2 separate regions of the Homo sapiens genome follow, and region 2 is linked to region 1. A link is a loop called in an ENCODE intact Hi-C map of the cell type or tissue named here. Cell type or tissue: HepG2. All regions are shown on one strand. Links, peaks and the distances in the headings refer to the core of each region. The heading gives the core; the rest is flanking DNA.

The links. A loop is a pair of places that touch in the nucleus more often than their neighbours do. Peaks named below come from ENCODE experiments on the same cell type or tissue, not always from the same donor. Only the 100,000 strongest peaks of a DNase experiment are listed, where the experiment ranks them.
Region 2: a loop joins it to region 1, with 14 times the contacts of the local background. A loop is called at or near these places in 2 of 110 quality-filtered maps.

The regions. Positions count from the first base shown.
Region 1 is chr4:59,152,910-59,168,357 of GRCh38, forward strand. No RefSeq gene overlaps it. Among named protein-coding and RNA genes, the nearest start is that of LINC02619, 170 kb to the left of the region's middle. RefSeq lists an enhancer at 6,287-6,788. In HepG2, for the core only: a CTCF peak has its summit at 8,569 (motif pointing left); no DNase peak of the experiment used is centred there.
Region 2 is chr4:57,434,896-57,450,343 of GRCh38, forward strand. All of the region lies in intron 4 of LINC02380 (long intergenic non-protein coding RNA 2380), which reads left to right. Among named protein-coding and RNA genes, the nearest start is that of LINC02380, 17 kb to the left of the region's middle. In HepG2, for the core only: a CTCF peak has its summit at 8,045; no DNase peak of the experiment used is centred there.

The DNA of each region.
Region 1 (15,448 bases), core at 3,834-11,833:
AAGTAAAAGAAGATGATATTTGAAGGATTTTGCTCATTGATAACAAGATAAAAGAAACTAATTAGAGCTAAACTATCTAGCTCCTATGTTTTCCTAGTTCTAATATGTTACAGAGGTAGAGCAATGGATCCCAAGTCTGATAGACTATCAGAATTATCAGGGGAGGTTATTTTTACAATATTTTCCAGACTTTTCCGCTGTCTTCTGTATCAGGTCCCCAGGTGTCTATTTTGGCAATGGTCCATGGGAGATTCTAATTATCAGTAAGGTTAGGAAAACATTAGTCTTGAAAAATACTTTATTGTGCTGCCAACTGATTCCTAAGGATATGTTAATTTGTATAATTATGTTATTCTAATTTTTTATAAGTTGGTTTTTAATGAATCAGTTTTATTCTTCATTAACTTAGATTTTAAAAATTTCCCTAACATATTTAAATGTGTTTACTTATGGCCTTAAGAATTTAGAATCTATATTTTATGTTTCACCATGTATAGGGGACTGTTTTAAAGACACCTTACCTCATGATTTCTGTATGGAAGACACTTTTACTAATTATTTTTATTGGAATCAATTTCTAAGAAAATTTAAAGTTGTACACTGCCTAGATGCATTTGGACTAACATGGACTCCTTTCTATAAGCTCCTAGTTTATCATCTTGGTTTTCTTAAACATAAACAAACCTTCTATAAATGTTCACTTGGTTTATTTTTTCAGGGTCCTCCAGAGAGACAGAAAAAATAGGAGATACACACAAACACACACACACACACACACACACACACACACATACATATATAATGTGTATGTAGATAGATGTAAGAGAAGGGATTTATTAGAGGAATTGGCTTATGCAGTTATGGGGACTGAGAAGTCTCACAAAAGTCTTTGCAAGCTGTAGAACCAGAGAGGCTGGCAGCGTGGCTCCATCTAAGTCTGAAGGCCTCAGAACCAGGGAAGCCTAAGGTCTAATTCTCAGTCTGAGCTGAAGGCCTGAGAACTCGAAGAGGGATGGGGTCTTGCGCAAACCTCCCAGGGTCCAAAAGCTGGAGAGCCTGGAGTTCCAATGTCCAAAGGAAGGAGAAAAAGCGTCCCAGTTCTAGGACAGAGGGAGAAGGAAATTGTTTTCTTTTGTCTTTTTGTTCTATTTGGGCCCCCAGACAATTGGATGTTGCTCATCCACATTGAGGATAGATCTTCCCCATTCCGTCCATTGATTTATATTCCAGTCTCCTCTTGAAACACCCTCACAGACACATTCAGACATAATGCTTTACAAGTTATTTAGTTATTCCTGAATCCAGTCAAGTTGACATGTTAAATTAACCATTCCAATCAGTGAACAAATGCATACATTTATTAACTTCCCCCAGTTAGTCATTGAAAATGTATTGAGTCCTAAGTGATGTGCCTAGCACTGTGCAATAGTTTTTATTGTGTAGGCTACAAGAAGAATACAAACTTACTTATAATTGCTTTTACAATGCTACCAGTTGGAAATTGTACTTTGTTTGGTTGGTTGCTTTATTTTTCTCTCTTTCTTTCTTTCTCTCTTTTCTTTCTTTCTTCTTTCTTTCTTTCTTTCTACTTTATTCTTTTTGATTTATCTCTTTTAACTTATAAATGGCCATGTATATTTATAACCCTGATTTCAGCCTTCATCGAGTTATCAATCCCTAGTAGAGAATTAAAATTAACGATAAAGAAGTACTCCTATTTATTTCAGGGATTTTTGCATGCATCCCTGAATATGTTTGGTGAATAAAGTGGCATGATATACCAAATTTATTTGAGGAGTCAGAAGGCTTGTGAGAAAAGACCAAGAAAACAAACACATACAAATAGATAAATGAAAACTTTCAACCTGTTTCTATCATTAAAATTCAGATATATCTCAAAATAGAGAAAACTCTTGGGGTGACTGGACACATGCCTATTTTTCAAGGGGAATAACAGGTTTATGAGAAGCAACTCATTCTGAGAAAAGAGAGATAATGATCCTGACCTAATAACAAAGGCTTAGTCATTGATGAAGAGTAGAGAGTTTGAATACAGGGAAGTGACTGCTATTGAAATCCATTTTTAACCCAACCTCTTGGCCTTACCTTTGGCACAAAGTGAGAGGGCTGAAAGCAACCCAAAAATGTTTATTTATTTTTGTAAAAGACGATGTAGTAAGTAATTGAGCATACCTAACAATATTTAGCATATTCTTATGCTGGTTAATAAGCATATTGTTATCTGGTTAATTATTCATTAAATTTATATGAATAGACAAGAATGACTAATATCAGGTAGTATTAACTATTTTTTTCTGGAATTTATTATAATTAAGTGTGATGGAAATAGTCTATCTAGATTAATTCATCCATATAGTTAACAGATATTTTCAGAGTTCTGCAATGTGTCAAGCTCTGAGACAGGTTTTACAGTCTCGATAATTTTTTAAAAAATGAAGAGTTAAATCATTACAAAACTTCCATTAAATACAGAAAACACACAGATATTCAAGAGAGACTTACAGGGTCTTTTCCACTTATACAAAAAAAATGAAGTAACTTCTAAGTCAGATCCTGAGGAAGAATTAATATCTGGCCATGGAAAACAATAGGGACCACTGATAAAATACTTCTGGCAAGAAAATAAAAGAAAAAAGAAAGAGAAAACACTATATATTAAGCACCTTAAGGAGAGAAATACCATGAGCAAAACAAAAATTTAAACATGTTATTTGTAATAGCAAAGTGATTAGTGTCACACACACATGCACACAGACAGAAAGCGTTACATGTTTTTGAATGTACAAGCTAAACACCGATGCAACTATATACTGAGAAAAGTTGATATATCTGAATTGTGTAAGAGATATTCAGGAGTTTAGCTTTCTATGCTACAATTAATGACAGCTCTTTAACCTCAATGTCATAGAAGAGATTTCTTTGATGTATAACACTAGCAAAAGATTCGATAGATAGATAGATAGATAGATAGATAGATAGATAGATAGATAGATAGATAAAGTAGATAGATACATAGGCCCACTGCATTTTTTCATTTTCTTCCCATTAAGTATTTTCTACTTTTGTATGCCTAGTGAGTACTGATGGTGTAGCTAGAAACAAGAGCTCACAACTTTCCTATAGTAAACATCTCTTGAAGTACCAGCACAAAGAGCAAGATCCATTTCTCAGAGAACTAAGCTGCTGCATGTGTCTATGTGTGTGACTTTTGACTCTGCCCCTAATCACAGTATAATGACCAGAAGTGGATCCCTGACACACACAGTGCCAATGAGATTATTTCTCCCTGGAATTTGGATTCAGAGACATCTGACAGTTTGCTATCTTTCGATCTCTCAAAATGAAACTTGCATTCTATGAATCTTTATGCACTAAAAATCTCCCACATTTTAAAGAAGAATTTACTCTTATTTAGCAAACAGTTAAATTGTGCTCATGGTGTGTCACTTCATATTCTAAGTAAGCATGTGGAGAATAGAAATAAGAGATAAGAAAACATCCCAGCCCAGAGGAAAAAAAAAGGAAATGGCATGGATAGCTGTTTGACTTCTTCAAATTTTCAATTTCAGTGCCTAGTTTCTCCTAAGGCCTGAATGTGCCAAATAAATATTCTGCCTTTGTTTTCAGTAAGATAACTTTTATGTTTGTAATAAAGCTCTTTAAAATGCATGAAATGTATTTATTTATTTATTTAAACTTTTTTTGGTATTACAACAATGTCTAAAACTGACCCTAAAATAACTCTGGACAGGTGGAAAAGCACTGTTCTTTACATATTATCTGTCATTTTTGAGAAATTTTAAAAATTATACAATTACTATATTAATAATTTAGTTGTTTTGGCAAATTATCAAAGAAGAATTTGCTCCTAATTCAATATTTACTTAGGAAGCTGACTTTCCTTTTTTAAAATCACCTTAAAGTGATATGAACTAGTACTTGGGGATAATAAAATATGATTCTAAATTACAATTCCCAAAACCTTATTTATGCCTCAACATCCTTAAGAGTGCTACTTCTCTATTTATAAAAAGTGGTACGTAAATACTACTTTACATTCTGCATCATCATCATATAATTATAAAATGTTTAATATAAAATAAATTTATAATCTGGAAATAGCTATTATTTGGAAAAGTTAGAGTAAAAAGTGATGATGAAGTATTTAATTGTGGAGGTTTCTGAATTTAGTTTTTATGTGACAATTTTCTTAGTCCTTACATACTGAAAGCTTTTCACATATTGTCTGAAATCTTCACTTTTTTTTTTTTACATTTTACAGAATAGAAAATAAAGCCAAGAGATTCTCAGTAAATTACTCAAGTCCACATAAAATTTAACTTGACTTCAGATTTCATAGTATAAATTTCTTCATTGTGCTATCCTGGCTTGTGAGGAATTATGGCTATTTCTTAGTGAAAATAATAGTTAATACGAAAAAAACCTTACATAGGTATAACTACTTATGGTTTATATAAATATCTTTACAACATTCTCTTGTTTAAAATAACTTCAATAACATTCTTGTTTACTAAATGTAAAAAGAAGGTTTTTTTTTTTTAATTTACTCATATGGAACAAATAATTTCTAAGGAGCAGTGGAATTCAAAGCACATTTATTAGACACTAACCACAGACCAAAATTCTGAAAACTCAGTAAGCAAACTAACATTAGGCAAGTTAAGTCTTCTGAAAAGCACGGGTCATGCAGAAAGAAGCATAAAACCTGAATAAACCACTCCAAAAAGTTTGGTTTGCTATTAAGAAGGGAGGTGAAAGAAAGGTCTTATACATATTTTGTTTGTTGTTTTTATTGATGGGAAATATTTTGGAGTAAAGAAAAATGCTCAATGTAAGATAGTATTGCACAGATAGTATAGCTTTATTAAGTTTTAGTGACCATACATTAAGAAAACAATAACAAAAACAGGGATTCCGATTTGTAATTACTTTAGCTGCAAATACACATTTAACAATTAAGAATCACAGACCAAAAAAAGTTGCATTTCATCCTTCTACACAGAGTTATCTTAGGCATTCTCTTTGGCAGTCTATGCCCACTCTGATACATTATACAGGCACAGATTCTCTGTTACAAGCCACAAAGGAACTTGGCAGTCCTGAATATCATGATCAACAGCCATGAATTCACTCATGCTCCGCTCTGTATAGACAGATCCATTAATCCCATATACCCTCGGATGGATTTATCTGTACTCAATTTGGTTAAAAGCCACCAGCACCTCCTTTTAAAACACTCTTCCAGAATTTTTCTTCTTTATTGCAGTCTTTCCTATTTTTGATCACTGCATATGTTTTCAACATTTCATTTTTCCGCTCCATTGTATTCCATTTATATTTCATTATGTTTCTTATTGGTCCAACATATCACCATGTCATGTCAACTATTTCCTATAATAGTTTCATTCTGACCTTTATTGACGTGTCAGTTTTATGCTTTGTACTTTAATCAATATCTATTCAGAAATGATTTACTTTTGTTCAATGAATGGCTTTGGTGTATAGAAATTTTGTCATTCTTTATTACAACAAACTCTGATTGCATGTACCTATTTTTCTGGATGTCAGCTTTCTATCACTGTTCAAGATGTATCTTATTTTACATCTCTTCAGACAATAATTTTAAATATAATAATATGCCTGCCTTCCTACAGAATACTATTTCAACAGCTAACATATTTTAAAAGCTTTTACCCTGGATTTACAAAGTTTAAATAAATTTCTGAAATAGCTCTAGAGTAGAAAAGGCATCTTAGAAAATAGTCTTAAGGAGAGATTTTCAGTTGAACTTATTTCTTTATGAAAAATATATTTTGTCAAATATTGCTACCATTTATAGTAATTGAATAAAATTTTATTAGTAATGAATTAAAACATTGGCTACTAACCAATTATATAGAGAGAAATTTTACTCCTTGTCTTTAATAACTTAAAGTGTTTAGATAGAATCCAACATTTTCTAATGCTATAACTAATCATAAATTTTTATGAAGTTCAGTAGAAAAGTGTCATGCAAAAACATTAAACTGTATTATTCCCTTCTTTTGATTTCCCTCTTATTACTATCCCTTTAAATGTTAAACTGTATCTACCTATTAGTTATTCATAAATTATACGATATAAGTGTATATACTACGTCATTCTTTGAGGATTTATGATACTGACATTGATTATCCTCCCAAGGCTGAGAAAAATCTTGTATCTTTTCAGGTAATGTTTAACCTCAATCCCTGACAAAGTTGATACTCACACAAGAGCTCTGGGAATAAAAGGGAACATGGTAATTTAGAATTCGAGAGACCTGCCTGTGATGGTCAGAGCATTCTCTTACTAGTTATGTGACATGAGACATATTATGTAACCTTGATGATCATCTGTTTTTTACCTACAAACTAGTTTCATTGATAAACAAAGATCCTCCCTCACTGATATTTGTAAAATTAAAAGAGATAATGTTTGCCATACACTTAAATTTGCATACGATGAGCATGCATGAAATCATTGTTGTTTTTATTGTTCTTGCAAAGAAATGGAAAGAGATCAATGGGGGGTGATGCTGAGTGGGGAACAGTAAAATTCCAAAGCCCTGCATCACCACCTTGAAAATCACAGAAAGAATAGGAAATAATCCAAATGCTGCTGCAGTAACCAGTAAATGGTAAGAGGAAAAGAAATGAATTATAGCTGATCATCCCTCTTCTCAGGTGTATAGAGAGACTTTAATAATAGAGACATGAGGTGACACTGGAGAATATTTTTGATATTCCCACTAGCTAAAAACAAATTATGTAATTTTAAATTTAAGTATCTACAGACATATCTTGGAGATATGGTTTGGTTCCAGACCACAATGTTAAAGCAAATATTGCAATGTAGCAAGTCTATTAAAAACACCTTATGGATTAAAAATGCTAATGATAATCTAAGCCTTCAGCAAGTATTAATCTTTTCACTGGTGGAGGGTTTTGTCTCAATATTGCTGGCTGCTAACTGATCAGGGTGGTGGTTGCTGAAGGTTGTCGTGGCTGTGCCAATTTCTTAAAATATAAGACAACAATGAAGTTTTCTGATCCACTGATTCTTCCTTTTATGAAATATATATTTGTAGCATTAAATGCAGTTTCACAGCACTAGACTTACAGTAGAACTTCTTTCGAAGTTGGAGTCAATCATCTCAAACCCTCCTGCTGATTTGTCATCTAAGTTTAGGTAATATTCTAAGTCCTTTCTTGTCATTTCAACAATTTTACACCATCTTCACCGGGAGTAGATTTCATCTCAAGAAACCACTTTATTGGCTCATCTATAAGAAGCAATTCTTTGAGATAGGGGACAATATAGCCAAATAGATGCAGCCAGAAAGCAGCATTCTCATGGAAAAGAGACTAAAATTGAGCAAAGCAACATTTTAAAAACACGTCTTTGGAGAAAGAAAACCAAGAATCATTACAAAGACAATGTAGACACTGAGGCTGAAGAAGAGGGAGGAAGCTGAGAACCCTGCACGGGGTTGCCAAATGTCAGGGTTAGTATCCATTCCCGAACTCCTCCTAGGGAACTTGTGTGCGATGGAATGGTGGGTCAGCTCTCTCTCTCCATAAACCTCTGGGATCCTAATTTCAAGAGATTCCACATCCCCTATGGACACTTGAGCTGACAGAGGAGTCTGCCTAAAGAGTAAGCAGAGACAGAATTTCAGCCCGTGCTAAGCCAAAGGATTTTTGTGCACAGGGCAGTCGCAGCGAACAGGGCCATAGGCACCCATCCCCCCAGGCTCCCCATTTTCCTCTGAGTTGCTCTTACCTCAAAATACTGAGAGCCCAAAAGACAGCACGGCTGATTTTCCTACAAGAGAGCATGGATGATTTTCCTGCAGAATTGGAGCACATTTGTTTTTCAAGCCCTCCTGCCTGCTAGCCTCTCCCAAAGCCCCTGCCTGGCCACTCCTGCAGGAGCATGTGTACAGCAGTTTCCACTGCCCAGCCTTGGTGCATCACTGGCATCCCCAACTCACCAATTTCTGATGGCCTGATATTATTTCTGACACTTAAGTGCAGTCAGTGCCCAACCCCAAGGGATAGGAGACTGGAGCTGCTGGCCAGTCCCAGTTTCCCAGGGCTGCACGCAAGGAGTGCCTTGCAGACACTGGTGTCCAGCACTCAAGCAGGGGAGAAGCCCCCACTCTCAGAACACTCAGAGGGGTCAGAAATGTAGGCTCATGGGCTGGCACAGAAGCAGGGTGTGCCTTACTTTACAGAACCTGTCTGGGAAGGGTATCGCCTATCTGCTAGCTATAGCTTCTGCTCAAGAGAGCCTCAGAGCGTGGAACACCTAACAGAGGAATGCGGGCATGGCACAAGTGATTTGAGAGGGCTCCCAAAAGACCCAGGAGCGAAGTTAGTGATGGAGTCATCTCTCCCCCGACCCACCACTGTGAACATGCTGAAATAGAAAAGAGCCATGCAGCTGAGCCAGGGACTATCTGATGGCAATTACTCTTAAGTGCCATCTACTGGTTTGAATCCCAAATTACAACACCAAAAATATTGTGAAATATTCAAAATGTATGACACTCAGGGCAAAAATTCACCTGCAAATAAAAATCCTGTACAGAGTTTTGGCCCTCTGAAAACATCCAGAAATGAAGCCAATCGACTATACTCAACGCACACAACAATTAAAAGAATACTAACCCTCTCAGATGAGAAAGAATCAGTGTAAGGACTGTCAATTCAAACAATCAGAGTGTCCCCTTAACTCCAAATGAGCGCAGTAGCTCCCAAGCAATAGTTCTTAGCCACGTTGGAAATGACTGAAATAACAGACATATAATTCAGAATCTGGATGGCATGGAAGCTTATCAAGATTCTAGAGAAAGTTGAAATCCAATCCGAGGAATTCAAGGAAACTAATAAAATGATCCAAGAGCTCAGAGACAAAATAGCCATTTTAAGAAAGAACCAAACTAATCTTTTGGAAATAAAAAATATCACTACACTTATTTTATAATACAATTGTAAGTATTACAAGCAGAATAGATCTAACTGAGGAAAGACTCTCATAACTTGAAGACCAGTTTTTCAAATAAACTCAGTTAGACAAAATGTAGGAAAAAAAAAACCTTAAAAAGTTAATAAAACCTCTGGGAAATATGGAATTATGTAGAGACCAAATCTATGATTCATTAGTATTCCTGAGAGAGAAGAGATGGTAAGCAACTTGGAAAATAAATATGAGGATATAGTCCATGAAAACTTCACCAATCTCATTGGAGAGGTTTACATGGAAATTTTAAAAATACAGAGAGACCAAGGAAGATACTATACAAGATCACCATCCCCAAGGCACATAGTAATCAGATTCAGCAAGGTCAATTTGAAAAAAGAAAAGAAAGAAAAGAAAAGAAAAGAAAGAAAGAAAGAAAGAAAGAAAGAAAGAAAGAAAGAAAGAAAGAAAGAAGAAAGAAAGAAAGGAGGGAAGGAAGGAAAAGAAAGAAAAGAAAAAAGAAAGGAAAGGAAACAAAGAAAGGAAAGAAAGCAAAGAAAGGAAAGAAAGGAAGAAAGAAAGAAGGAAAGAAAGAAAAAGAGAAAGAAAGAAAGAAAAGAAAAGAAAAGAAAGGAAAAAAGGAAAGGAAACAAAGAAAGAAAAGAAAGGAAAGAAGGCAAGAAAGAAAGGAAGAAAGAAAGAAAGAAAGGAAGTTATTTGGAAGGGTCAGGGAAACCCATCTGGCTAGCAGCAGACCTCTCAGCAGAAGTCTTATGAGCCAGAAGAGATTGGGGGCCTATTTTCGGCATCCTTAAAGAAAAGAAATTTCAACCAATAATTGTATATCCTGTTAAACTAAGCTTCATTAGTGAAGGAGAAATAAAATTATTCTCAGACAAGCAAATGTTAAGGAAATTCATTACCACTAGACTGGTCTTATAAGAGGTTCAAGTCTACAAAACAACTAACTAACAACAAGATGATAATATCAAAATTTCACACAGCAATACTAACTCTGAATTTAAGTTATCTAAACCCCCCAAGTAAAAGGCATAGAGGGCTGGATAAAAACACAAGACCCACTTGCCTGCTCCCTTTAAGAGACCTGTCTCATATGTAAGAATACCAACAAGCTCCAAGTAAAGGGATAAAGATCTACCATGCAAACAGAGCAAAAAATAAGAGCAGGAGTTGCAATTCTAATACCAGATAAAACAGACCTTAAATCAACAAAGAAGGGCATTACATAATGAGAAAGGGTTCACTTCAACAAGAAGTGTCATAAATATATACACCCGCAATATTGGGGCACCCAGATTCATAAAACAAGTTGTTCCTGACCTATGACAAGATATATAAAGCTACATAATAATAGTGGGAGACTTCAACAACATATTGACAGCATTAGACAGATCATCAAGGTAAATACTAACAAAGAAATTCTGGGCTTAAACTCAAACTTTGACCAATGGGACATATTAGACATTTATAGAGTACTCCATCCAACAATGACAGAGTATATATTCTTCTAATTTGCACATGGAAGATAGTCTAAGATTGACCACATGCTCAGTCATAAAGCAAATCTCAATAAAATTCAAAAAAACTGAAATCATACAAAGCACACTGTCAGAACACAGTGCAATAAATATAGATATCAATACTAAGATATCTCACTACTACACAAATACATGGAAGGTAAACACCTTACTCCTAAACTCTGGTGAACAGCAAAATTATAGCAGAAATTTCAAAAATTTTTAAAATTAAGAAAAATAGAGACAAAACTTGTACAGTTTTTAGGATATTCTAAAGCAGTGCCAAGTGGAAAGTTTATAGCCCTAAATGACTTCATAAAAAAATTAGAAATAGCTCAAATTAACAATCTAACCTTGTACTTAGAGGAACTAGAAAAAAAAAGAAAAGGAAAAAGAAAAAAAAGACCAAACCAACCCTGGAGGAAACAGAAGAAAATAAATAACTAAAATAAGAGGATTGAATGAAATTGATATGTAAAATTCCATATAAAAATCAATGAAACCAAGAGCTCGTTATTGAAAAGAATAAACAAGAGCAATAGACCACTACATAGATTAGCAAAGAAAACACAAAGAGAAAATCCAACTGAGCACAATCAGAAATGATAAAGATGACATTACAACCAATTCCACAGAAATTCAAAAGGTCCTTAGAAGCTATTATGAACACACTTACACACACAAATTAGAAAACCTGGAAGAAATTGATAAATTCCTGGAAACATGCAATCACTCAAGATTGAAACAAAAAGAAAGTGAAAACATTAACAGACCAAAAACAAGTTTTTAAATTGAATCAGTAACAAAAACACTTACCAAACAAAAAAAGACCTGGGTCAGATGAATTCACAATTGTATTCTACCTGATATACAATGAAAAATTCCTACCAATCCTACTGAAACTATTCCAAGAAATTGAAGAGTAGAGGCTTCTCCCTAACTCATTCTATGAAGCCAGCATCAGCCTGATACCAAAATTTGGCATAGACACAGTGAAAAAACAAACTTATGGTCAATATTCCCGATGAACATAGATGCAAAAATCCTCACAAAAAACTAAGAAAACTAAATATAGTAACACATCAAAAAGTTAATTCATCATGATCAAGTAGACTTTTTTCCTGGGGTGCAAGGTTAGTACAGCATACACAAATCAATAACATGATTTGTTACATAAATAGAATTAAAAACAAAACCCATATGATCATCTTGATAGATGCAGAAAAAGCTTTTTATAAAATCAAACTTCCATTCATGATTTTAAAAACCCTCAAGAAACTAGGCATCAAAGGAAAACATATCAAAATTATAAGAGTCATCTATGACAAATTCATAGCCAACATCAAACTGAATGGGCAAAGGCTGGAACCACTCCCCTTGAGAACTGGAACTTGGCAGGGATGCCCATTCTCACCACTTAACATAGTACTGGAAGTCCTAGCCAAAGCAATCAGGGAAGAGAATAAAGTAAAAGGTATCAAATTAGAAAAAGAAGAAATCAAATATCTCTCTTTGCTTATGATATAATTCTTTACATAGTAAACTCTAAAGACTATACCAAAAAACATCTAGAAGTGATAAATAACTTCAATGAAGTTTCAAGATACAGAATCACTGTAGAAAAATTAGTACTATTTATATATACAACAACAATGTTCTAACTGAGAGCCAAAACAAGAAGTAAATCCCACTTACCATAGCCAAAAAAACAGTGAAGTACCTAGGAATATATCTGAAGATCTTTGCAAGGAGAACTAAAAAACACTGCTGAAAGAAATCAGAGATTACACAAATAAATTGAAAAACATTCCAAGCTCATAGATTGGAAGATTCAGCATCATTAAAATGGTCATACTGCTCAAAACAACTTGCAGATTCACCACTCATTCTCTCAAACTGCCAATGTAATTTGTCATAGAATTAGGAAAAAAAAAAACTATTCTAACATTTATATGGAACAAACAAACAAAAAAAAACCTGAATACCCAAAGCATTCCTGAGGAAAAAGAACAAAGCCAGAGGCATCACATTCCCCATCTTCAAACTATACTATAAGGCTACAGTAGTCATAACAGCATGAAACTGGTTCAAAAACAGACAAATAGACCAATGGAATATATAACCCAGAAATAAAGTCCACACACACAACCATCTCATCTTCAAAAAAGTCTACAGAAATAAGCAATGGGGAAAGGATTTTCTGTTCAATAAATGGTGCTGGGACAGCTAGCTAGCCATATGCAGAAGAATAAAATTGGCCCCCTACCTTTCACCATATACAACAATCAACTCAAGATGGGCCAGGCGTGGTGGCTCACGCCTGCAATCTCAGCATTTTGGAGGCTGAGGAGGGTGGATCACCTAAGGTCAGGAGTTTGAGACCAGCCTGGTCGACGTGGTGAAACCCCATCTCCACTAAAAATACAAAAATTAGCCAGGTGTGGTGGCACGTGCCTGTAGTCCCAGCTACTTGGGAAGCTGAGGCAGGAAAATCGCTTGCAGTCAGGAGGCGGAGGTTGTAGTGAGCTGACATCACGCCACTGCACTCCAGCCTGGGTGACAGAGAGACACTCTGTTTCAAAAAACAAAACAAAACAAAACAAACAAACAAACAAAAAAAACAGATGGATTTAAAGACTTAATTATAGGACGTCAAACTATAAAAATCCTAGAAGAAAACCAAGGAAATAGCTTTCCTGAGATTGGCCTTGGCAAATAATTTTCTCCAAGTCCCCAAAAGCAATTCCAGTAAAATAAAGGGAACTACCTACACTAAAAAGCTTCAGCACAGCAAAAAAATTATCAGCAGTGTAAACAGACAGCCTACAAAATGGGAGAAAATACTCTCAAACTACATATCTGACAGCAGTCTAATATGCAGAGTTTATAAGGAACTTAAACAAATCAATAAGTAAAACATATAACCCCATTAAACATAAGCAAAGGACATGAACAGACACCTCTCAAAAGAAGATATACAAGTGGTCAACAACAAGCATAAATGCTCAACATCAGTAATCATTAGAGGAATGCAAATAAAAAAACCACAGTAAAAGAGGATTACACGCCAGTCAGAATAGTTATTAATAATTCAAAAAATAACAGCTGCTGAGCAACTGCAGAAAAATGGAAATGCTTTTGTATTGTTGGTGGAAATTTAAATTAGTTCAGCCGTGATAGAAAGATTTCTCAAAGAACTAAAAACAGAACTACCATTAGACCCAGTAATCCTACTACTGGGTGTATAAACAAAAGGAAACTTAATTGTTTTACAAAAACCACACATGCATGCATATGTTCATCATAGGACTATTTACAATAAAAAAATCGAATCAATCTAGGTGCCCATCACCAATGAATTGAATGAAGAAAATGTGGTACATATACACCATGGAATACTATGCAGCCATAAAAAGAACAAATTATGTCCTTTGCAGCAACATGGTTAGAGCTGAAGGTCATTATCCTAAGTAAATTCATACAGGAATAGAACACCAAACACAATATTTTCATCTGTGAGATGAAACATTGTGGGAGCTAAACTTTGAGTACACATGGACATAAAAATGGGAACAATAAACACTGGGGACTAATAGAGTAGGGAGGGAGGGAGATGAACACGGGCCAAAAAACTACTTGTTGGTTATTATGCTTACTACCTGGATGAGGGAATCCTAAACCTCAGCATCACACCATCCACCCATGTAGCAAATCTGCACTTGTACCCCCTGAATATAAATGTTGAAATTATTTTAAAACATCAAATCTTTATTCATTCAAGTTTTATCATAAAATTATAGCAATTGTTCAGGGGCAGTGGTTCATGCCATAATTCCAGAACTTCGGGAGGCTGAGGTGGGCAGATCACTTGAGGTCAGGAGTTGGGGACCAGCCTGGACAGCATGGTGAAACTCCATCTCTACTAAAAATACAAAAATTAGCCAGGTGTGGTGGCCCATGCCTGTGATCCCAGCTACTTGGGAGGCTAAGGCACGAGAATTGCTTGAACTTGAGAGGCAGAGGTTTCAGTGAGTCAAGATGCTGCCACCGCACTCCAGCCTGGGTGACAGAGTGACACTCGGTCTCAAAACAAAACAAAACAAAAAATAGATTATAGCAATTGACTCGTATCTTCAGCCTCCTTCTAATTTGAGTTATCTTGCCATTTCCACCACCTGTGCAGTTATTTCCTCCACTGAAGTTTTGAACCCCTTCAAGTCATCCGTGAGGTTTGGGATCAACTTCTTCAAAACTCCTGTTGATTTTGTTATTTTAACTTTTGTCCAGATCCACCAGAGGAATCACTATCTATGGCAGATATAGCTTTACAAAATGCATTTCTTTAATGAGAATTGAAAGTCAAAATTACTTTAAGATTCATAGGCTGCGGAATGGATGCTGTGTTAATAGGAATAAGAATAGCATTAATCTCCTTATATATCTTCGTCGGAGCTCTTGGGTGGCTAGGTGCCTTGTCAATGAACAGTAATATTTTGAAATAATTCTTTTTTTTCAGCTTTCTACATATGGCTAGCTAGTTTTCCCAGCACCATTTATTAAACAGAGAATCCTTTCCCCATTTCTTGTTTTTGTCAGGTTTGTCAAAGATCAGATGGTTGTAGATGTGTGGTATTATTTCTGAGGGCTCTGTTCTGTTCCATTGGTCTACATCTCTGTTTTGGTACCAGTACCATGCTGTTTTGGTTACTGTAGCCTTGTAGTATAGTTTGAAGTCAGGTAGCGTGGTGATGCCTCCAGCTTTGTTCTTTTGGTTTAGGATTGACTTGGCAATGCGGGCTCTTCTTTGGTTCCATATGAACTTTAAAGTAGTTTTTTTCCAATTCTGTGAAGAAAGTCATTGGTAGCTTGATGGGGATGGCATT
Region 2 (15,448 bases), core at 3,256-11,255, 1.7 Mb before region 1:
AAAAGTTAAAAGAAAAAAGTATGAATTCATTTCAAGAATTGTATTTGAATAGAGACTGCAGTAGACAGAGGTTCTGATACTGAGACCTAAGAAAGTTGAGGCCAGGTGAGAGTCCCGTTTCTGAGCTGCAAAATTTAATGTCACAAGCAGTTGCAAAATTGCGTCTAAATGGGCCTCCCAGGTTCCAGGAGAGCAGATGGTCCTGAAGAAGGTCTTCCTGGCTGATCTGAGAGGTGACACAGAAGAATAAAGAAGGGAAGGATGAGATGAGCTTCTGAGTTTGGAAACTGCATTGATGTTGAAGATGGTCTCAAAGTTGTGTAAGCAAATTTCCATTTTTTGGAGAAAAAAGAATTATAGAAGAGGATTTTTTAAAAAAGCTAGTGCTACAAGTACTATAGTGCTGAGGGTAAAGGTGAAGGCAGAGAAGAATTGAGCTCAGATGAAGCCAGGCGATGTGGGAAACCTCAGACTGGGAGTGGTTATGGTTGAATTTGTGATAGATAGAAGAGGAAAGGTCAGATGTGCATTTGACTAAATGCCTTTTGACAAAGCATCCGTATAACTCTGATGCTTCTCTTAGGAAAATTGACAGCTTGTCACTAGGCATTGCAATTCCATTGTGGCATGATGCATTCATATTCAGGAGACACGACAGAGGTGTTTACCTACCATCAGCCTGAACCAATGGCAAATAAAACAAGGCAGGCATAGTTTTATTTAAAAGGAAGAGCTGCTTTTAATTAGATAATTGAAAGAATAATATTTTTCATCAGAGAATTTTCACAGGATCACAAGATGGCTTATATATTGATAGGATAAAGAATCATTTAGTAAAGGCACTGTCGGCTGGGGAGGGGGCTAAAGATGGGGGCTGGTTTGGCACTTCAGTTGAGCTTTCTTTTCCAAAAAAGAGTGAGAAGAGGTAGGACAGAAGACAGAAAGAAGTGAGGTGGTCAGCGTGTATTTTTCTTTTTCTGTTGTTTTTGCCTGAGGGTAGGGAGTAGGAAGACACGTAAGATATCCAGTGAGGATAATGGGTTTTTGTTTTGAGATTCTGGGAGGGGCCAACACTAACCATCATGGGATAGGCCCACATAGTTAAGAAGGGAGAGCAGTTGGTTGGAGAAGAGAATCTAGTTGGCACACTGAGGGTCTCTGGTTTCCTCTTAATGGGGATGCCTAGTCAAAAACCAACAGGTCTGATGTGGCAGCTGCGGGACACCTAAGCCCCCTTCCCCCTCCACGCACCCCCACACTCACTGCCATCATCGTGAGAGAAGCAGGGTAATAGGAAGGCTGTTCGAAAGAGCAATTTTATTCAAGAGAGACTGGGTATTCCCTAAAGCGGCTGTTTAAATTATTGGATCAAGCTAAATTTAAACCAGGTTAGACATTTAGTTAATTTATTTTTCTCTAACCAGCAGGTGGAAGTTCAGAGAAAGACAAGATTATAGACAAAATAAAGGCACTACATTTTCTCTGGTAAAAATGTCTCAACATTTTCATATCCTGTTGGTTTTCCAGGAAACATAGAAATACGCTGTAAGAAATAATCCCAAAATTGACGTGATGGATTAAAGATGAAAAAACATGCCTTGGAATACCTAATGGGAACATTAGTCTATCTCTACACCCAGATCAACATGACTGAATATAGCTTTCTTAAAAAAGCAGTTGAATTCAGCAAGGCAATTATTCTATTGCTCAATAAGACTTAATATTTGGATTGATTGAATTTCCTTTGCTTTTTATTTTGGAGTCTATGTTCATAGCCTCAATATAAGAGTGAAAATTTTCACACAGAAACAATACATAATCCAATAAAGAGCCAGATACAAGACATTCTTTTATTTGGAAATATTCAAGGGAGTGTTTAAGCAAGGGATGTCTTCTGATAGAGATAAGTACAGTCTAATTGGACAAATGTTGACAGTGCCCCATTAAGTGTGGGCACATGATAGGCACTGAGATCCACAGGGCATGAGGGGTGGAGGGGAGCACCCTGAGGAAACAGAAGTCATGGAGAATAATTCTGATTGAGGAAGTCAGGAGGGCTTCACAGAGGAGGAGACCTTTGAGCTGGGCCTTGAAGAAAGACTATGATTTACAGAGGGGGAGATTTTTCACAGGAAGGGCATTTGAGCTGAAGAAATATGGACAAAGGAATATAAATGAATCAGTGCCCACTGGGCTTACAGTCAGCCCAATAGTCTGATGTACCTGGAGTGCAGGATGGGTATAAGGTGGGGTAGGGGAGGTGTGGCCGGGAAATAATGTTAGAAAGAATGATTGGAGCTGAGGAATAGAGGGACTCAAATGGCTTGTGATTTAAAAACAACTGTTTGGCCAGGCATGGTGTCTCACGCCTATAATACCAGCACCTTGGGAGGCCGAAGAGGGTGGATCAGGAGGTCAGGGGTTTGAGACCAGGCTGACCAACATGATGAAACCTTGTCTCTACTAAAAATACAAAAATTAGCCGGGTGTTATGGCATGTACCTGTAATCCCAGCTACTCAGGAGGCTGAGGCAAGAGAATCACTTGAACCCGGGAGGCAAAGGTTGCACTGAGCTGAGATCGTGCCATTGCACTCCAGCCTGGATGACAGAGCAAGACTCCATCTCAGAAAACAAAATGAAATAAAACAAAACAAAAAACTCTTTGTCCGGGGGGATTTAGAAAGAAGGCCAGCACAACCCACTTTATCTGACACTGCCTAGACTTGGGAGATGCTGGTATCTCTGTGACTGGGGCCAAATGTAGAGATTCAGAGCCTGTGATTCTTGTTCTGGGGCCTGCAGTGTAGAACAAGTAGCCCCAGGTTTGTGTTGCTTGTGTGACTGTTTTGATGCGCTCCCTTGCCTTGGACTGACTGGATCTCCTATGCGTTATCAAATTTGCCCGGGAGACGCATGTGAGTTGCCACTCAGGGACCATGGACAGCCGCCATTGGCTGGAGGATCAAAGGAAACAGAGGAAGACTCAGTAAAAAGACATGCGGTCAACAACAAGCCCTCCAATGCCCATATTGGATAGAGAATAGAGGTGGCAAAACCTCAAAATAACCATAAACCCTGTTTTATGTATGAGGTTCACAGAAAGCAACAAACTCTTGCGGGTGTATTGCAAAATCTCTCTGAGGACGGGTGTATTTAATTTGTTATTTGAGTGTAGCACCTGTGTTGGTTCATTCTTACACAAATTCCTGAGGTAATTAGTTTCACAGAATATTGCCAGGTTGGCACATCTCCCCTGCTCTCATCACTTTTGGGAATATTGGAACTAGAAGACAGGTATTCTTATCGCAGAGTTATATTAATAAATTTAATTAGCATAAAACAACATTAATTCCGTGGCTGGCACCTGAGGCTGGAGAGTGCTCCGTTCCTTCACACCACCAAATTGCTGATCTTGTGAGTGTCTGCCAGCTAGCAGTTTTTTAAAAGCCAGAGTTATTGAGGTATAATTTACATCTAATAAAATTCCCTTGTTTAGGAGTATAGTTCCAAGAATGTTGACAAATATAGAGTTGTGTGATCACCACAGTAAGGACAGAGACTATTTCCATTATCCAAAAAGCCCCTCATGTTCTTTTACAGTCAATCCCCTCCACTCCCGTCAGCTCCTGGAAGCAACTGATTCCTGTCAGCATAGTTTTGCCTTTTTCTTAATGCCGTATGAATGAAAGCATGCCATATGTAGCCTTTTGATTGTGGTTTCTTCCACTAGGCATAATCTGCTTTTTGGATTCATTCATGTTGTGGAATGGATCGTTTTGTTTCTTTTTATTGCTAAGTAGTTTCCCATTGTACAACATAATGTGATTGAATTTGTTTATTCACTTACCATTTGATAAACATTTGGGTTGTTTCCAGTATCTGGTGATTAGGATTAAAGTTGCTCTAAAAATTCACCTACAGGCTTTCATGTGTATATATGTGTCAAATTCTTTTGACGACCTAGAAGTCGGTCATATGGAAAAGGGTATGCATAATTTAATAAGAATTTTCCAATTCTTTTTGAAAGAGGCTTCACCATTTTGCACTTGTACTAGCAATGTATAAGAGTTCCACTTGTTCCTCATTTTCTCCATCGCTTTATATTTTTAATTTTTTTTTTTTTTGGGATGGAGTCTCGCTCCGTCGCCCAGGCTGGAGTGCTGTGGCTCCATCTCAGCTCACTGCAAACTCCGTCTACTGGGTTGACGGCATTCTCCTGCCTCAGCCTCCCGAGTAGTTGGGACTACAGGTGCCCGCCACCATGCCTGGCTATGTTTTTTGTATTTTTAGTAAAGGCGGGGTTTCACTGCGTTAGCCAGATGATCTCGATCTCCTGACCTCGTGATCCACCCGCCTCTGCCTCCCAAAGTGCTGGGATTATAGGCATGAGCCACTGTGCCTTGCCTCAACATTTTTTATGTTATCCATGCTAACAGGTGTGTAGTGGCATCTCATTGTGGATTTAATTGGTATTTCCCTAATGAGAAATGATGTTGGGCATATTTTCATGTGCTTATTTGCCATTCACATTTTTTTTTTTTGTGGTTGAGGCATCTGTGGCATTGGTGAAAAAATAGGCATATAGATTAATGGAACAGAAGAGAGTCCAGAAATAGTCTACTCACATATGGGCAATTGATTTCCTACAAGGTACCATAGTAATTCAATAAAGAAAGGATGGTTTTCTCAACAAGTGTTGTGGAGAGCATCGGACATTGGTATAAAAGAATGAACCCAGACTTATACCTAACACCATATACAAAAAAATTATCCCAAAATGTTTTATAGACCAAAAGTTAAAACCTAAAACTGTACAAATTGGAGAAGAAAACCCAAGAGAACATGTTTGTAATGGTGGGTTAAAGAAAGCATTTGTAGATAGGACATAAGCAGCATGGACCATAAACAAGAAAGATTGGTGAATTAGACTTCCACAAACTTAGGAACTCTCACCCTTTGAAAGACACTATTAAGAAAATGAAAAGACAAACCACAGGCTGGGACAATATATTTGTGAAATACATATCTTACTAGGACTTACATGTGGAATACATAAAGCACTCTGAAAAGTCAATAAGAAGCGGGGCACGGTGGCTTATGACTGTAATCCCAGCACTTTGGGAGGCCGAGGCTAGTGGATCATGAGGTCAAGAGATGGAGACGAACCCGGACAACATGGTGAAACCCTGTCTCTACTAAAAATGCAAAAAATTAGCCAGGCATGGTGGCAGGCGCCTGTAGTCCCAACTACTCGGGAGGCTGAAGCTGAAGAATCACTTGAACCCGGGAGGCGGAGGTTGCAATGAGCTGAGATTGCACCACTGCACTCCAGCCTGGGGACAGAGCGAGACTCCATCTAAAAAAAAAAAAAAAAAAAAGAAAAGAAAAAGACAACCCAGTAAAAAATGGCCAATAGATTTGAACAGGCCCTTCACCAACTAACTTTTGAGGTTGAATGTGTGACTTTTTTTTCAGGCTGCCTGAGCACTGGTGCTGATGATCTTGAGCCGGATGTGTTCATTGTGACCTACCCTCTGGTCTTGCAGACCCTGTGCATTGTCCACCTCTGTGTGCTGGCCTCCCCTCCTGTGTGTCCCCAGCAAAGCACCTCTGTGCCTCCAAACACCAACTTTCCTGGACCACGTAACACCCCATCTTCACACAAACCACCCTCTTTCTCTCTCCTTCCTCCTTCTACCTTTTTTATTTTTTCCTAACAGGAAGAGCATCAGTTTCAGCTCTAACAGCTTTGTCGTACTACATAAGAAAATCTTTTTTATACTGTGAAATTTTTAGTACAGCCAGGGAAACGTGGGGTCTAGCTTCAGTTTGGAGGGTGTTGAGTGTCATGTACTCTGTAAGAGAGTAAAACTCTTCTAAAGTGCTCCCTTAAACTCTAACACCCAATGTTTCCGATTACTATACTTTCAGGCTTTATTTTTCTGTCGTGTCTCCAAGAGAAGAGTAAAGAGAAGAACTGGCAATGACTTGTGAGGGGCTTCACGCTGCCACTCTGAGTGGCACAATGCCCAGCTTGTGGTTCACAGTGTGCTCCATCTTGGTGAACATGCCTCCAGAGCTGGATGGGACCGTTCCTGTGGTCCTCCTGCAGCCGGCTGGTGCAGGGAAGCAAGAGAGGTCTGAGGCCGAGCTGGGCCCCAGGGGCAAGCTGCCGTCGAACATTTCCTGCTGCCATCCACCTTTCTAAGGGCAGGAGAATGTTGGTTTTACAGAGCTGGCAGATCTGACTCATAAAAATCACTTAACCCGGTATTTTAATTGCCCAGAATCCAGGTTGCTGCCTCAATTTTTTTTTTTTTGAGATGGGGTTTTGCTCTTGTTGCCCAGGCTGGAGTGCAATGGGCGATCTTGTCCCACTACAACCTCTGCCTCCCGGGTTCAAGCAATTCTTCTGCCTCCTGAGTAGCTGGGATTACGGGTGCCCACCACCACACCCGGCTAAAATTCGTATTTTTAGTCGAGACAGGGTTTTGCCATGTTGGCCAGGCTGGTCTAGAACTCCTGACCTCAGGTGATCAACCTGCTTCGGCTCCCAAAGTGCTGGGATTACAGGCATAAGCCACCATGCCCAGCCACTGCCTCAATTTTTTCGTAAAGGAGAAGTAGTCTGGAGCTGTGATTCTCCTTCCTGGCAACTCCTCAGAGCAAAAGCCAAGAAAAGAGCCTTAGGGTTGACTGAACCATATTATGGGCTGGCAGATTAAAATAAGAAAACTTGGCTTTTTAAAAATACGTATTTCACGCACGTTAGAGATGTGTGAGGGAGAGGAGGGCATTGTGTGGGGCCCAGGTAAGGAAATAGACTTCAAAATGACAACTCCTAAATCAGCCTTCAGTAGCTCATGAGCTTATTCACCGATAGTGGCTTATTGCACTTATGGATTTTCCTCCTCACCAATTAGAAATGTCCCAAAGATTCAGCTGGCTTGTCACTGACTGCAGCTCATTGTAGGGGCTCTTTGTTCTATGTTTAATTGCTGATTGCTTTTAGTACTGAATTTCAGATGGAGTAGGTGTGTGTGTCTGTGTGTGTGTACAAAGCTTTCATGTGAGAGCTTTATTTCTAGGGAATTTTGTGATTAAGCCTTGAACTATAAGATTTTAAACCCTTTTAGTAGAGGATCTTTCTTAAAAAATAAAAACTTGTCTTCTGCTAACAATCACGTTTCTGTTATCTGTTAAGTAAGAAAATGCAAAAAGATTCCATGACTTCAGTATGTCGAATTAAAGAAGAATCATACCAGCAATTAGAAGTGTGAGGCAGGACTGTAGACCCTTTTGCCCTAACTCCAAGGACCCTCAATTGGGGTGAGCCCACAGGTTGTAGAAAACGGATGGGCTGGCGTGACGTTCTTATTTTATTTTATTCTTTTCTTTGCTCCATTTATTTCTTTTGGAGCACTTATACTGCTGGCTGAGAGTACAAAATGAAGGTCATGGATCATAACATGTCTTGGCTGGAAGGAATCTCAGGCATCCTTCAGCCAGGCACCTGATTTTACGGATGAAGAAACTGAGTCCAACAGCAGGCGAGTACCTTGCCCAATTTCAGGCAGCAAATCTTGTGATGGAGCCAGGAGTGTTCCTGTTCCTACGCCTCTCAACTGCCACTTTCATATTTTTTCTTCTTTAGCTGTGTGGAGAATGGCTGCTTGTCTCCCTCATCCAAAAACGCATTGGATTCAGCTAACAGTTTGTATCAGTCTAATGCACCTATTCACAGATTCTTGTAGTATTAGAAATCTTGTTTCTCAAGTTCAGTTTATTTAAAGTCATATTTCAAAGACTTTGCTTATGTGAGCAGGCAGCTTAAACAAGACTCTCTCCTGGTTTGTTGCTTCTTTCCTAATGCACTGGTGCCTGGGAGAATATTGCTCAAGGACAAGACCTTAGGCAGCGTCCACCTGAAAGCAGATGTGGCTTTTCATTCCTGATCTTTCATCCAAGGTCTGTCTCCAGAGTGCAACTTGCTGCCTTCTGAAGCAGCAGTTGTCATCCCCAGAGCACCCTGACGAGGGCAGCCTTTACTTTCTTGTGTTTTACTGTTGCTGGAAAAAGCTCTGGTCTTTACCTGGAATGGAATGGGCTTGTTTGTCACCTAAGTGCAAATGTCATTTTAGCACTTCGCTGGTCACAACACCCTTTCTGGCCTTTATAGAAAATGACATATTCCTGTGTTCTTTGTCTCTAACACATGCTTCAGAAAGGCACGGTCTGTTATTATGCTTTAAAAGGTTGGAGAGAAAATGCAGAGACCTGTAGGCCAAATACCAGGGAGCACAGAGAACACAAATCAGGCGATTGTGTCACCTGGGCCTCCTGGAAAGTAGAGAAAAGAAAGGGTTGGCTCTGTGTCCTGTTGCTGTTAACAAGCTTTCCACTGTCATTTCTCTTTCTGGGGTCAGAAGGATATTAAAACAAGATTGGGCACTCCCGCAGCCACTGGCTTCCTTGCTTCCATCTCTCTCACTTCCCTTTCCCCCCTGCCCCCAGCCTCTCTTCCCCCTGCCCTCTTGTCAGCCTGGGTTGTGTGGCCCTAGCACTTAGGTCTCTTTATCAGCCCCTTGAGCTGTTCTTGGCATGGGTGCAGCAGCAGAGAGGTACTGTTGAAAGAGCGCCGAAATTGCTGGCAATAGCAGGTGCCAGGGAGGCATCGATCCGGCAGCATGTGACAACTTAGGAACGGAAGGTTAGAGCAATTTTGTGGCCTGTTACAGCGTTGCCTTCTCACAAGGCAAAACCTATGACAAGTGGCTCCATCCTACTTGGGTCTCTGAGACACTGAAACTTGCTTTTAATTACAATAATTACTGCTCCCCGCCAGGCCTGGCCCACGGTGGCCAGAAATACAGGGACATTCTTCACTAGCTGGTTTTCCCTCTTGGCATTTCCCCTTATTCTCATCCTACAGGACTTCCATCCAACATCACACTTGGATAATACTGTTACTAAATAAACACCGACACAGCACATCCCAAGCCAAGCATGCCCTACATGCTGTACTCATGTTACCTTATTCAATTCTCACCTCTCAACACTCCTTTGAGGGAGGTAATATTATAAGCCTTGTATTTTAAGATCAAGAAACTGAGACTCAGAGAGGTTAAACAATTTGCTCCAGGTCATGTAACTAGTGATTAGCAGAGCTGGGCTGAGCTTGGAACGCAGGAAGTCTGGCTCTCCTCCCTGTCTCTAAGCACCATGTTCTGTTATCCCCACAGTCAGCAGTGAGCTCCCTTTCTATAAGCAGAGAGGAAAGTTTACCTTAAGAAAGTATAAGAATGTTGTGCTGCATTAGTTTCTCCAAGATGTTCTGTCTTGAGAGGGAAAATGGATTAAATACAACAGATGGCAGTAACCATTGGCGTTATTAACCTCCCCTTCCAGCAGGACCACCCTGATTTGCTAGCTGTGTGCCATTGACTTGTGTGCCATCTGTCACCATGCACATTGTGCTGTTGGTTCCTCATCAAAAACAAAACTGCCCATCCTCATCTTCCTGTGGGGACTGCTGAAATGCTTCCAAGAACAAGGGACTTATCTTTAAATCAATTTATTAAACAAATACTGATAGTGTGTCTACTACATGCCAGCACTAGGCTTGGTTCTGGGGATATGGATATTCATAAGACATGGTTTTGCCATCTGGCATCACATGGTTTGGAGCAGGAGACAGATAAGTAAGGAGTAAGGTGACCAGGAGTTTGTCTCTTTGCACCCCAAGGCTGGGTTCAAGGAGATGGATGCAAAGTTCTTGCAAGTTGGATGTGACCCAGAATCTTAGTAAATAGAACTGTAAGTTCTGGACTGAAGAAATTGCCATCTATGCCAAGGAAGCTGGCCTGAGATATACTACACTATACCTCATTATAAACTTCCAACAGCAAAGAGAGGAAGTTGTGACCCATATATGAACTGGCTGGACGAAGCTTTAATTTCAAAAGCATTTTTCACTGCTCGTTTATCAATACCACCAGCAAACATCTCCAGGGAACAAGACTGCTATGCTCAAGTTTCATCAGGTTAACCTTGTAAATACATATCGGTCCCTTGGTTTGGAATCCTGACATTTCGAGGAATGTTCCTCTTGTTTTCCCATCATAGCTCACATATGCCACCAAGAAAGAAGAGAAGAAAGAAGATGACATCATTGGATGTGAACATGGAGGTGAAAGGGATGATGATGGAAGAGAAGCAGAAGCCATGAGAGCTAAAATGCCAGAAAAGAGGAGCAGAACAGGCAGGGCTGGCTGGGGCTGTGACGGGAAACACTCCAGGGCGCCACATCCACCCTTGCTGCTGCCTAAATGCATATTGTTCTACCGTTTACACTGAAGCCTATCAGGAATGAACTATTATTATGTCCACTTCATAGATAAGCAAAGTGAAGCACAGAGTGGATGACTTTTCTTAGGGAACATAATACCCAAGTGGTGGAACTAGGATTCAAACCCGGCTGTCTGTTTACAGATCCTGGGCTAATAACCATCCAGCACACTGCCTCTGCAAGTAAAGATGAACTTTGCAAGCTGCATATTATGACAGTGACAGCAGTGAGACAAGCACAGGTAAATATGAGGATGCTTGGCTGAAAGTCAACTGAAACCATGAAATGGTTATGCTCAGTAGGGCTGGCTTCGTTTTTCTATCTGGGCAGTGGCTATGATTTAGCCTGCTGTTGGAAGGTTCAGTTTCAAATTCAACTGAGTGCCACAGATGGCCAACTGTTTGGGTGGCAGGCAGGAGGCTTGGATCCTGGTGAATGGGACTTGGCTGTGACCAGGTCCACTGGCCATGAGCATGTCAGTTGAGGATAACTCCCCCTTTTCAGGACAGAAGAGTCCACTGACAAAAAGTCCTCATGCACAAATCCTGCCAGGGCTCTCTGTTCAGGCAGGAAATGGAATTCAGTTCAGAGTTACACAGTGCTGGACTGAAGAGGGAGGGCTCTAGGGAAACCACAGGCTGATCAACACAGGAGATGGAGGGGATATTTTCTTTCTAAGTGATTCAGTGAAGCTTGTCCTGACTTTTACTGCATTCCCTACTCCCCAGAGTATCTTTCCTCTGTGGTATAATAAGGTGCTGCAGTCATTTAGATGTCTTCCTCCTCCAATTGCTTGTGATTCTAAAGTAGCAGACTGTACTTTATTCACCTTAACATTTCTGGAGCCTGAGGTGGTGTCTGTCTAATCGTAGGGATTCGAAAGTACCAATTACATGAGTGGACAATTAAGGGATACATTTCTCTGTTAGTCCAAGAAGTGACATGTAAAACAAAACATCACTGTGTATTATGAAGATAAACTTTGTATTTTTTAGTAAACGTTCTGCCTGGGTTCTTAGAAAGGAGAGAAGTAGGTGTGAGAAAAAGTGTAGACTATTATACATGCAGCATGCATCCTACACGTGCGTGCACACACATACACACACACACAATTGTATTCATCATGTTTATTCCTATGCTGTTTTGGAATCTGGAAGCGAGAATGTCACATCAGGTGATTGTGCTTTTGAGTGTTCTCCAATTCAAGAAGCCTGCCATGCTTACAGTTTGCATAATACCTTGTTCATTAAGACCCATAAATTAGCACTGTTTTAATTGATTCCCTAGAGTCAGTAAATAAAGTGACACAAAATGACATCAAAGGGGGAGAAATGACACTAAGTAAGTGTTTGTCTTCTTCCCCTTAATGCCTGCTTTCTCCCTCTCTGTATTGTGTGAGGTCTGACAACCCTTGCCCTCATGCACTCCTTGGCCTGGCCTTCCTTCATTCAAGAAAGGACCAATACCCTGAACAGTTTCTAGGGCTCAGAGGGAGCCTCACCTCCTGTGTTTTGTCTCATGGGTTGCCAGGGCAGGCTGGGCATGCAAAAGAAGTAGGTATAATCAGATCTCAAACTAGGGGTGGCAATTTTGCTAATTATGGAAACACCTCTAGTTGTGACGTCAAAGTCTCTATCCCTTATTAAAGCAATTTTAGCCATTACGTGCAGGTGTTATTAGAGTTACTCTAGCTCACTGGTCTCTGGCCATAAACCAGGATGCTTTGGGAATGGCAAGAAAGCTCATGTTTACTGAGGGCTGACTGGGCACAATCCTGCTTTAGGGGCTTACACATGCAATCTTGCTCTATAATCCTGATATATTGATATTGATTTCTCTATTTCTCCAGATGAAAGCACAGAGATTCGGAGAAGTTAGTTATCTTACTCTGGATCACAGAGCTTGCAAGTAAATGGAGTTATCTTTAAACCCCGTATTTGTAGCTGCAATGTGTGTGTTCTTTCTAAAAAATTATGTTGTCATAATAACTTTTGTGATTTGACCACAGGAGAACCAAAAGGGCTAGAGCTGCTCCTTAAATCGTTCCCCCTGTCTGCCTACTGATGCATGACTTTCACAAAAAAATTGATGATGTGCATGAATAATTCAGCATTTATGTAAATCTGTGTGTTACCTCTCAGCAATATTGCATTCAAAGGGAACCCTAATTGTGGAATAAAAATATTTGCCCCATATTTTAATGTTTTGTTTGCTGTTCTATCCCCAATGCCTAGAACTGTGCCTGTCACATGGTAGAGGCTCAGTACATCTTGATTGAATAAAGTAAAGCATTGTAAGTCATTATGGATATTACGGAAAAAAATTTTGGTAATAGAGGAATGTAGAATTTAGGTGTCTTGTTTCCTGGAACCCTTGAAATCACATGCCTTAGGCAGTGGCTCACTCTACTCATAGATAAAACTGGATTTGTGTCTTTAAGCAATGCTGACAGAAACTTCAACAGGAAGCCCAAGACATAGACAGGAATATGCAAAAACTGAAGTAATTAAAGACAAAAGAAAGAGTAACAGGAGGGAAACGTGTAAGAGAGAAAATGGGAAAAGGATGCAGGACTGTGAAGAGCAAGAGTATGCCACAGTGTTTCCAGAGTCTGTCCATACTTTGCAAAGTTAATTATACTCTGCAAAATATCAGTCTTCTTTTGGGGCAGTAGAGGACCCTGAAGGGCTAATGGGATGAGGTAAGGAGGCTGTAGGGCTTCCAGGATACTATAGTTTTCAGGGAGTTGCTGGGTATGACCGGCAGAGGCCAAGAAGGCTCAGCCTCACGGGTGCCTTCCTCACCAGTTTCCTGGGGCAGCAATGGAGAGGGCTGTACCACTGCTGGAATGGATAAGAGATCTGTGAGAGAAGGGGATACTACTGATGATTTTGGAAGGTAATAGAGATTGATGGGAATTTGCAGTTAAATTATTGTAGCTCTTAAAGATATCAAGGTGACTTGGACAGAGTGTAGGCAAAAAGATTTCATTGTTTAGATCCAGTGAACTGTGAGTTCAATGAGGGCTGATTCTGATGGTAAATTTTTTTTTCTAAGTTTTAAAAAAATGTAGTTTTTTTTTTTTACATTGACAGATAAAATTGTATGTATTTACTATGTACAACATGATGTTTTGAAGTATACATACATTGTAGAAAGACTAACTCTAGGTAATTAACATATGCATTATCTCACACAGTAATTTTTGTCGAAAGAATACTTTACAGCCACTCTTAGCATTTTTCAAGAATACAATATATTGTTAACTACAGTCACCATGTTGTACAGTAGATCTCTTGAACATATTCTTCCTGTTTAACTGAAAGTTGGATCCTTTGACAAAACATATTTTCAATTCCTCCTTCAACTCATAACCACCACAGCTTGTAACCACCCGTCTACTCTCTCTTTATATGAGATCAACTTTTTTAGCTCCCACACGCGAATGAGAACATGTGGTACTTGTCTTCCTGTGTCTAGCTTATTTCACTTTACATAATGTCCTCCAGATTCATCCATGTTGTTGCAAATAACAAGATTTTCTTCTTTTTAAAGGCTGAATAGATTTCCATTGGGTATATATACACCACATTTTCTTTATCAGTTCATTTATTGATGAACATTTAGACTGATTCCGTATCTTAGCTTTTGTGAATAATCACAATCAATTGGCTATAAATGCATGAATTTATTTCTGGGCTCTTGGTTCCATTGATCAATGCATCTGTTTTTATGCCAGTACTATGCTTTATGGTTAATACAGTTTATGGCGTATTTTGAAGTCAGATTGTGTGATGCCTCCAGCTTTGTTCTTTTTCTCAAGATTGCTTTGGCTATTTTGGATCTTTTGTTATCCCACAGGAATTTTAGGATTGTTTTTTCTACTTATGTGATGAACATCATTGGTATTTCTATAAGGATTGCATTGAATCTGCAGATCACTTTGGGTAGTACGAGCTTTTTTTTAATTTAAAAACTTCTTTATTAATTTTTGTATATGCATAGTAGGTGTATATATTTATAGGATATATGAGATAGTTTGATACAGGCATACAATGTATAATAAGCACATCAGGGTAAATGGGTTACCCATCACCTCAAGCATTTATCTTTTCTTTGTGTTTCAAACAATCCGATTATACTCTTTTAATTACTTTAAAATGTGCAGTAAATTATTGTTGACTGTAGTTGCCCTGTTGTGCTATCAAATACTAGATCTTATTTAGTCTAACTACATTTTTGTATTCATTAATCATCCTCACTCTCTGCCCCACTGCTTGGGTAGAATGAACATTAACAATATTAATATTATTTTTTTCAATCCATGAACACAGGACACCTTTCCATTTATTTGTGTCTTCCTCAATTTTTTCATTAATGTTTTGTAATTTTCAGTGTACAGATCTTTCACCTTCTTGGATAAGTTTATTTCTAATATTTTTAACTATTATAAATGAGATCTTCTCTTGATTTCTTTTTCAGATAGCTTGCTATTAATGTACAGAAATGCCACTGATTTTTGTATGTTAATTTTGTATCCTGAAACTTTACTGAATTTATTTATTAGTTCTAAAGTCTTTAAGGTTTTCTTTACATAAGAATATGCCATCTACAAACAGAGACAATTTAATTTCTGTGTTTTCAATTTGGATGGCTTTTATTTTTTTCCCTCGCCTAATTGCATTGGCTAGGACCTCTAGTACTATACTTTGGATACTAGTGACAAGAATGGGCATCTTTGTCTTGTACCAGATCTTAGAGAAAAAGCTTCCAACTCTTCTCCATTGAGTATGATATTAGCTGTGGGTTTGTCATATGTGACCTTTATTCTGTTGAGGTACATTACTTCTATACCTAATTTGCTGAGAGATTTTTAATCATGAAAGAAAGTTGAATTTTGTCATTTTTTTTTTTTTTTAAGATGGAGTCTTGCTCTGTTGCCAGGTTGGAGTGCAGTGGCATGATCTCAGCTCACTGCAACCTCTACCTGTCGGGTTCAAGTGATTCTGCCTCAGTCTCTTGGGTAGCTGGGATTACAAGTGCCCACCACCATGCCCAGCTAATTTTCTGTATTTTTAGTAGAGATGCAGTTTCACCG